Regions from separate parts of the Mus musculus genome. Here region 1 is linked to region 2. Evidence: chromatin loops called from intact Hi-C (ENCODE). Cell type or tissue: left cerebral cortex. All regions are shown on one strand. Each heading gives the region's core, and the rest is flanking DNA. Links, peaks and the distances in the headings are about the cores only.

Region 1 (4,397 bases), core at 264-4,263, 150 kb after region 2:
GATAGCTATGAAGTGTGGTATAGAATGGAATATTCAAACTTTATAAGAGAAAGGGTTGGGGATTCAGCCTCAGAGATGTCCTCAGTAACATTTTCTTGATCCCCCTGATGTGTGTTTGTAAGACAACACTCCCAGATGTTTTCAATGTTAGGTTAAAAAGTATTCATATGATTCCTTTGGCTCCAAAGGTTTGTTTACAAAATCTTCTTTTGAAAAATGGAACAGACTCGGAAGCCCAGGCAGATATGGCTTGTAGATAGATTGTTGGTCTCTTTCTTGGTCCTTACCTTGCTCCTTTCTCACAGTAATGGTTTCTAATAAGTCATTACCTATCCCTTTCCACTGCCGTGTTAATATGTAGACATAATTTCTGTATGGGCCTGGAGAGTTGGCTTAGTGGTCAAGAGCATGTGATGCTCTTACAGAGGACTGTCTGTAACGCCAATTGCAGGGAATCTAATGTCCTTTTCTGGCCTCTAGAGGCACCAAGCACACACACATGGTGTCCAGGCATACCCAATACAGGCACTCATGCAAACACATAAGACAAAATGTTTTTAAAAAGAAAGAATCTCTGTAGATAAACTTAGGGTTTTGTTGTTGTTGTTGTTTTGTTTTGTTTTGTTTTTCTTCTGAGACAGGGTTTCTCTGTATAACCCTGGCTGTCTTGGAACTCACTTTGTAGACCAGGCTGGCCTCGAACTCAGAAATCCTCCTGCCTCTGACTCCGAGTGCTGGGATTTAATCCAAATGTAGTCACTTATCTGCCTGTGGTTTTTACATTTTTGCAAAGGTATGTAAAATATATTACTTAATATCTCCAGTAGCCTATTTTCTCTTTCTGCAACAATGTAAACATAACAAAACTCACCTGACCCAGCAGTCAGTCATATAATCGTTTATTTGCACATTGGTCTTTTTTAGATCAGAAATCAGAGAAGTCACGCTGTGAGGAGGACCACGCTGCCCTGGTGAATCAGGAAAGTGAGCAGTCAGATGATGAGCTACTGACTCTCTCCAGCCCCCATGGCAATGCAGAGGGTGATAAGCCTCATGGAGCCAAGAAGCCAGGCAAAAAGCAGCAGGAGCCAGCTGCGCCTCCTCCCCCAGAGGAAGTGGACCTCCTGGGCCTGGAAGGGTCTGATGTGAGCACGAACTTCTCTTCCTTGGCAGCTCCTCCCAGCAATTCTGAGTTGCTGAGTGACCTGTTTGGGGGTGTAGGTGCCACAGGTCCTGCTCAGGCAGGACAGGCTGGGGTAGAAGATGTGTTTCATCCTAGTGGACCTGTGTCTGCACAGTCCACACCGCGCCGAACCGCCACCTCCGCCTCTGCATCGCCAACCCTAAGAGTGGGAGAAGGTAATCTTTCTATTTTTCTGCTATCTTTGATTTTAGGAATAACTTTGGGGCCAAACAAGTAAAACTCAAATGCTTTAATAAGCTGAACTTTTCTAGTTTTTCTAGACAGTTTCTTGGAAAAACATACAACACATACAAACATTATCCATTTTGGTAGAAAGATATGGGGTTATATTTAAGATCCATACTCTCTCTTATTTACTCTTTTGAATATTTTATACATGAATACTATATTTACATCATTTCCCCCTTGTCTCCTCCCTCCTCCAACTCCCCCCATGTCCCCCTCACTCAGTTCTGAAGTTCATAATCTCTTCTTTGTCATTATTGTTACATCTGTCTCTTCTTTGTCATTATTGTTACATCTGTCTCTTCTTTGTCATTATTGTTACATCTGTCTCAAGCTCCTGAGTCCCTGTAGTGTTGCTCATCTGCATTTAGGGCTGACTACTTAGGATTGCATAACCTATCTGGGACTTGTCCACGGAGGAAAAGTCAGTTACTCTGTTGATCCACTGCTCTTCATCTAGGGGTGGGGCTTTGGGAACTTTGTCTGTGTTGGCATGCCCCCTGGTGCTGTCACTGAGCAGGTCTTGTTTAGCCAGTTCTATCACTGAGATGTCATGGGTGCAGCTTTCCTGTTACCTCCAGAAGTCACTCTCTTGAAGCAGGCATCCTGATCCTCTGGCTTAACTTCTTACTCTTCATTTCCTCTTCTTGGGACTTAAGCCTTGAGTCAACTTTAGTTACTTCTGTTTGAAGATGGAGATGGATGAGCTATTATTTACTACAGCAGCTGATATTTATGTGGTACCCACCACTTGCCAGATATGGAATACATGATTAAATATGCATCGCTTCTTTTAAAATCCAGTAGACAGATGCTACTGTTATTTCCACTTCCGAGTTGAGGAAATGAAAGCGTAGAGTTTAATTAGCAGCATTTGTTCAAACAGCTGGGCGTAGATGGGGCCAGGGTCCAAACTTGACATGTGGACTCAGAGCTTTCCCCCAGACCTCCTGAAATACTTTCTTTGAATTCTAGTTTTCTAGATATACCCTGGCTATACAGTGAAGTGTTTGAATACACCAGGATATACTTGAGAGGCTCAGACCAGCAGCACGTCTGTGGAAAGAAGTGTGGCTGGTCTTTGTAGGGCGTCTGAGCCATATATACTTAGCTAGGTTCACTTGACACACCACTACAAACGTGACTCTTCTTTTTCCTGGCCAGCCACAGCATTAACGCTTGCAAGGTGATCTGGCTGGGTACCAGAGATTCACTGCAGCTTCTGAATAACCAGCACAAAGCAGCTCTGTGACCGGCACTGTTAACCAAGATGCTGCTGCATTAGAAATCGTAAAGAGATGAATCTCAACCACCTAGGCTGGGAGGATGCTGTAGGAACCTTTTCCCATGCTAATCCTTCACCTTCGCTGGAGGCTCAGGGGCTGGTCTTGGCTTTTGAAGTTCTGCTGGCTGCCTCTTTTGTGAGAAGGGGAATCAGAATCACAGGGTTTGGGCTGGTGGTGGCTAGATGTATACCCGGGAGCCTGCATCCCACATTGTGGCTCTTTCTTCTGTGCTTTGCTTTCTTCCATCCAGTTCTGATTCATCAGGATGAGTAAGAAGGTCTTTCAGGAAAACAAAATCCCAAGATTGAAGACAGCACAGTGTTCCATGGCTGAATTTTAAGACAAACCATCCTAAGGATGTTTGATAATTTAACTTGCCATGTCCTATGCTGCTTGGTGCATTCATGGCAGAGCTAGAAGGCACCTTCGACATTAGTTAATTCTGTCTGTGACATCATAGATACGATGATGAGCATCCCCAGTTGTTAGTGGCAGTCCTAGATGTATGGCTCCAGTGTCCTGTCCCTCCAAAAAGAATCAGAAAGGATGCCAAGTCTAGAATTAATGACCTGCATTTGAATCACACAGGACTAACACTTAACTAGTTGGGGAGCCTTGTTAAGAACTTAATTTGGCCAGGTGTGGTAGCACATGCCTTTAATCCCAGCAATTGGGAGGCAGAGGCAGGTGGGGTTCTGTGATTTTTCAGGCCAGCCTGGTCTATATAGGGAGTCCTAGGCCAGGCAGGGTTACGTAGTGAGGCCCTGTCTCACTACCAACACAACAACAAAAATCATCTTAATTTTCTTAGTTAGGGATTATACTTATGGGCATAATGGTAAAGACTAACTCTTGAGTTTTCATCCATACTATTTGCACTTCACTTTTGGCTATTAGGGAATTTCTTAAACAAGGTGCTATTAAAAGTGCTCTAGTAATCTAAGAAGTCTTTAGTGTTTTCTCCATTGATTAGCTTCAACCTAGAAACAAGTGGGTTTACCAGTTGTCCTCTTACAGCTACCCTGCAAGCCCTAGTGTTCTGTGTTAGAGAGGATGAGGTCATAAATGGGGTCAAGGATGTGCATCCTGGACTGCATGGCTGGAAACAGTATAGGTATTGCTACTGCAACTCCGCCAAGTGTTGGGAGAGCATTGTGCTTGCCACTGACACCATAGCTGTAAACTTGTGAGCCACATGCCTCAACACGTCGTGACAGTGGGAAGTGTCTGTTCGCTGGTTTGGCTCTCAGGCTCTATTTCTAGAATGGGTCAGCCCCACTCCAGGATGCAAGCAGTCATCAGCTTGGTACCTACAGATTTGGAAGTGACATCTCACTTTAGGTAGTTCAAGGAGATTTTTTTTGTTCCTTGCTCCACAGTGAGAAATCAGGGCAGTTGTCTCCATGCAGCTTGGTGATTGGTGTCACACTTCGTGACTAGGGCCTGTGGGGGTTATCTGGAGTTTTGAGCTGGAAAATTTGACTATGAGTCTAGCCTAAAGTATTTCCTGGAGTTGAACAAAAGATAATTTCTGAACCTCAGTTTCTCCAGGAATGAGTGAAGGTAATGGCACTTCCGTTTGTCAGGGAGAAGTTGAGGACCACCCAAGGTCACCTCTATAACACAGTATAGCCCCAAGAAGATTCACTATTGCTGACAACCAGGGATTCCCACCTTCTTAG
Region 2 (4,397 bases), core at 287-4,286:
GGAGGCCGCCTCAGCAGCCTGGGGGACAGGTGAGGCGGAATGGAAAAGACCTTGGAGTTTGCTGGTGGGAGACAGTGTAGAGGGCCAGAAACTATGCCATATTTACATGACAGTAAGTGACTCTGCCACTGACATGAGCTAAGGAGTTGAGTTGGAGGGGGTAGTTAGGCTGCAACAGGAGGGAAAAAGGGTACATGCTCCAGTGGAGACGTGAGGAGAAGATGAGAAAATGGCTGTAAGCTTGAGGCAAGAGGGAAAGATGCTCTGTTGCGAAGTAGCAAGCTACCGCTCCTAGCCTGTTGCCGCCACTAGCAGAGTGTGGCCTGTGGTGGCCCCATCATTCCCTTTCCTCAGATAAACCTGTACAAGGTGTATATTTAACATTTCAGAAATTTAAATACTGCATCGGCCAAGCAGCAGAGCCTTGTGGGCCAATTTTAAGTTAGGCAAGATAAAGGAACGAGGGTCATCTGGTGACTAGACCAGTCTGAGATAGGGGTTAGGTTTTGTGTGTTACAGATGGGGAGACAATCAAAAACTGTCAGGCCTTAGAATTCTGGGTAATATGTGTGCCAGAGAGCACTTTTTTTTTCGTTTTGTTTTGTTTTATTTGGGGGTGGGGCGGGGTTCGAGACAGGGTTTCTCTGTGTAGCCCTGGCTGTCCTGAAACTCGCTCTGTAGACAAGGCTGGCCTCGAGCTCAGAAAGCCACTTGCCTCTGCCTCCCAGGTGCTGGGATTAAAGGCGTGCGCCACCACTGCCTGGGCACAGAGCACTGTATGCTTCAATCACTGGTTTGTCCCACTACTGTTCAGCTGGGTATATCTACCCTACTTCACTCTGATGCAGGCTGGCTTTGACCTCTGTAGCAATGGTCTTGGTTCAGCCTCCCACAACACACTCCTGTTTCATACTAATTTTAAGCCATGAACCTATGAGCATCCCAGTAATGAAGTAGCAACCATCGCCAGACTTGAGGAAACCAATTTAAATCGTGTATGCACAGAATGCACTTGGAGACACTCGAAATGCAGGCTGTCTGATGCCAGCAGTTGGCCATGATCCAGTGATAACCTGACTCGTGACGAACCTGAATGGTAAGTTCAGCCAAGCCTGGCCACTCAGTAAATGGTTAAAGAAACCTCACTTAGAGACTACTCAGCTCTTCTCCCTCATTTTGACTCCCATTATCCAGGTCTTGACCACATAGCCCAGCTACTTTGAGTCTTAGTTAAGATGAGAAAAAAAATGGGATACAGAGCTATATGCCACATGAGCTGAGAAGGAACTAACCCGTTGGGTTTCTCCTGCATCAGTCTTTTCTCTTGGCCAGGGCTCTGGCGTTGGTGCCTTTCACAGGCCTGGAAAGCCTCCAAGCAGAGAGATTGTCTCACATCTGATCATGGACTTTCTCTATCCCACCATCTAAGGTGATGGAAGAACAGAGTTTTCTAACAAGGAGTGATCAGGAATGAAGAGATGAACTGCTGAATTCAGATCTAGGAGGCTAGAGCAGCTGCTGTCTTCAGAGAGATCGTCTACATACACAGTCTAGCTATATCTATTGTAACATCATTAAGAATAGCATTGCATACTCATATATATATAATAAATATTTAAAAAAAGAATAGCATTCCAGATGACTGGACACAGGGACAGCAGGACAAACAGACTACCCTGAAAACATTGGTCATAGGACTTTTCACAGTATTGAGCCAACATGGTGAGTAGGAGGAAGGACAACATTGCTTCGACCTGAGAGCCATTTTCTCTCTCAGCGTATTTAAACTTGCCCTCTATTCGCTCACTTACTTGTTTGGCTCTCCTTGTCTTAGTTGGTCTGCCCGTCTTCGGTTTAACTTGAGGAACTGGTACATTGCCACAAGAGACGTCCTGCCTAAAATTTTATCAATGTTGGTATTTGCAAGTTTTGTCAAGAAAACGAGGACTCTGAAAATAATAGCCACGTAGAAGTCTGAGCCGTTCCATACATCCTTCAAAAAACACAGAAACGAATAAAAGCAGGATGACATTATTTAATTCATTTATAGCCACACAATACTGCAAATTCCTGTTTCATTTGAGTGAAATGAGTGAAATACCTGAATCAGGACCAGCTCTGTTGCTCTTGTGGAAGACTTACAGGAGAAAAACCCATAGAAACAAAGATACCAGGAAATCTAAGGCATCAGACTTGCCCTAGCACTGACCCAAAAGGTACTGTTCATTAAGGAATATATTTCAGGAGGCTGGGCCTGTAGCTCTCTTTGAAGATGGTTGTATACTATGGTCGAAGTGGTGTTTGAAGTTAATAAACAATAATATAAAAAAAGAAATGTATTTCAGCGCACCAACAGAAGAGGGTGCTGTTCAGCAAAGCTCCATCATTGCTGTAGAAACACCTCGGGCAGGAACATACAACATCTTGAGATGGAGCAGAAAAAGCAGCCACGAGCCACACAAAATTATTCTTGCAGTGTGTGTGTGTGTGTGTGTGTGTGTGTGTGTGTGTGTGTAGTTGCCACTGCTCACGTGTAGAAGTCTGAGGACAGCCTGTGGTTCTCTCATTTTACCATGTGTATCCTTGAAATCAAAGAGGAACTTGGCAGTATCTTTATCCCCAGTCATCTTTCCAATAACCTACAAATTACTTTTAAAAGGAAATAGATTGGGAATCTAAGTCCTATAGCTGATAAAGAATATCCAAGACCTAACTTCTGAGCAGAGGGAACTGTAGTACACCCTCACTCCAGCATGGACAACATGGGTCAAACAGAATCAGGAGCAACAGCAGAGACGTACGTGCAGAACAGCACCATTCAGAAATTCAGTCCTGAGCAGAACACAGGGAAAAACCATAAGAGTTGAACGAGGAGCGTGAACTGAGACAAGGGTCCTGAGAAAGAATTTACAGGGATGTGATAGAGTCCAGATTCAACAGGACATACAAAGATGATGTGGACATAGAGGATGCAAACTCATAGGATTAAAACAGAATGGTAAAAAGAAGAAATGTTCAGAGAGAAAACAGCTATAGGGGATGGAGAGGGCCCAACACATTCATAAACGAATCCCCCAGAGGAAAACAAAACTGTGACTCAAGACCAACATTCTAATTTATAATGCACCATAGCTTATAAAAATAGGTTTCAGAATCCTGAACATGTATGTATATATCTATAAAGCATGTTCTGGAAAGTCAAGATTTAACTCAGAGTGCTTAGCTTTAAGACATTCTTCAAGCAACAGGAACATGTGAGCATCTGTGCAGAAAGTCCAAGCAACTCATAATAGGCAAGACAACGAGGGGATAATACTGAAGAACAGAAGCATCCAGCTCGCTGGCCCTCATTGTCAGGGATATGGATAAGGAGTCTTCAATACACAACACATATTCTGATGCATGGTCCTCATGTTGGACTCTGTTACTCACTACTCATAACACACAACTACATACTCCTGCTGTTAATACATCATCTAAACCAGGGTGGAATGAATAGGAGGGAAGACAGCCAGAACTGTGGTGTGTATACACTTTATTTAACTTGAGACTAAAATAAAAGTAGGCATAGAGCAGTAGAAGTGGTGTGCAAAAGAAGAAAATGAGAAAGAAGCAAAACAGGAGAGTACGCTAAGCAACTCAGTTGCTGTCTTAGGGTGAACAGGTACCATAACCAAGGCAACTCTTATAAGGACAACATTTTGTTGGGGCTGGCTTACAGGTTCAGAGGTTCTGTCTATTATTATCAAGATGGGAGTATGGCAGCATCCAAGCAGGCATGGGACTGGAAGAACTGAGAGTTCTACATCTTCATCTGAAAGCTACTAGAAGACTAGCTTCCAGGCAGGGTCTTAAAGTCCACGCCCACAGTGACACACCTACTCCAACAATGCCACACCTCTTAATAGTGCCACTCCCTGGGCAAAGCATATTCAAACCACCACAGTTGCTATGTAGGAAATAGGTGAGATTGGAAGGGTTTTGTTTAAAGTTGACAAATGAGCTAGTTCAAGCCTCAGTAAAAACAAGATAATCAGCTCCCTTCATGCCAGGATGGTTTTGCAGGGGGAGGAGAGGCAGTTAGTGGGACTGGCTGGAAAAGACAACACTGCATTAGCAGGGAAGCAAAGGGCTTAGATCAGTCACCAGGGTGGAGGTTTCTTTCCCTTCTCGTTTTAAAGATTGAACTATGGGGATGAACTCTAGCGCTCTCAATACACTCTTTGTCATTGTCATTAACAATCAACCTACCAAGAGAGTCATCTTTGAGCCACTTTCCCAAATTTGTGCCCCCAAACGTGCGAATTTTTGTTATCTTTTTATAGAGTTGCAAGGGATTGGGGTTCAGAGGCAACTTCAGTGAAGGGCCTGGAAGAGAAGGAGTATGTGTGAAGGAA

Evidence for each region. Peaks named below come from ENCODE experiments on the same cell type or tissue, not always from the same donor. Only the 100,000 strongest peaks of a DNase experiment are listed, where the experiment ranks them.
Region 1: it touches region 2 in a loop (2.2-fold over the local background); 1 of 42 quality-filtered maps calls a loop at or near these places.

The regions. Positions count from the first base shown.
Region 1 is chr4:101,617,470-101,621,866 of GRCm38, forward strand. Dnajc6 (DnaJ heat shock protein family (Hsp40) member C6) reads left to right here. Exons shown (of 19, transcript NM_001164583.1): 12 at 925-1,359. Among named protein-coding and RNA genes, the nearest start is that of Leprot, 28 kb to the right of the region's middle. In left cerebral cortex, for the core only: a CTCF peak has its summit at 475; DNase peaks (open chromatin) are centred at 2,689, 2,903 and 3,982; H3K27ac peaks cover 1,261 bases.
Region 2 is chr4:101,468,373-101,472,769 of GRCm38, forward strand. No RefSeq gene overlaps it. Among named protein-coding and RNA genes, the nearest start is that of Ak4, 51 kb to the left of the region's middle. In left cerebral cortex, for the core only: a CTCF peak has its summit at 2,361 (motif pointing right); DNase peaks (open chromatin) are centred at 2,394 and 3,495.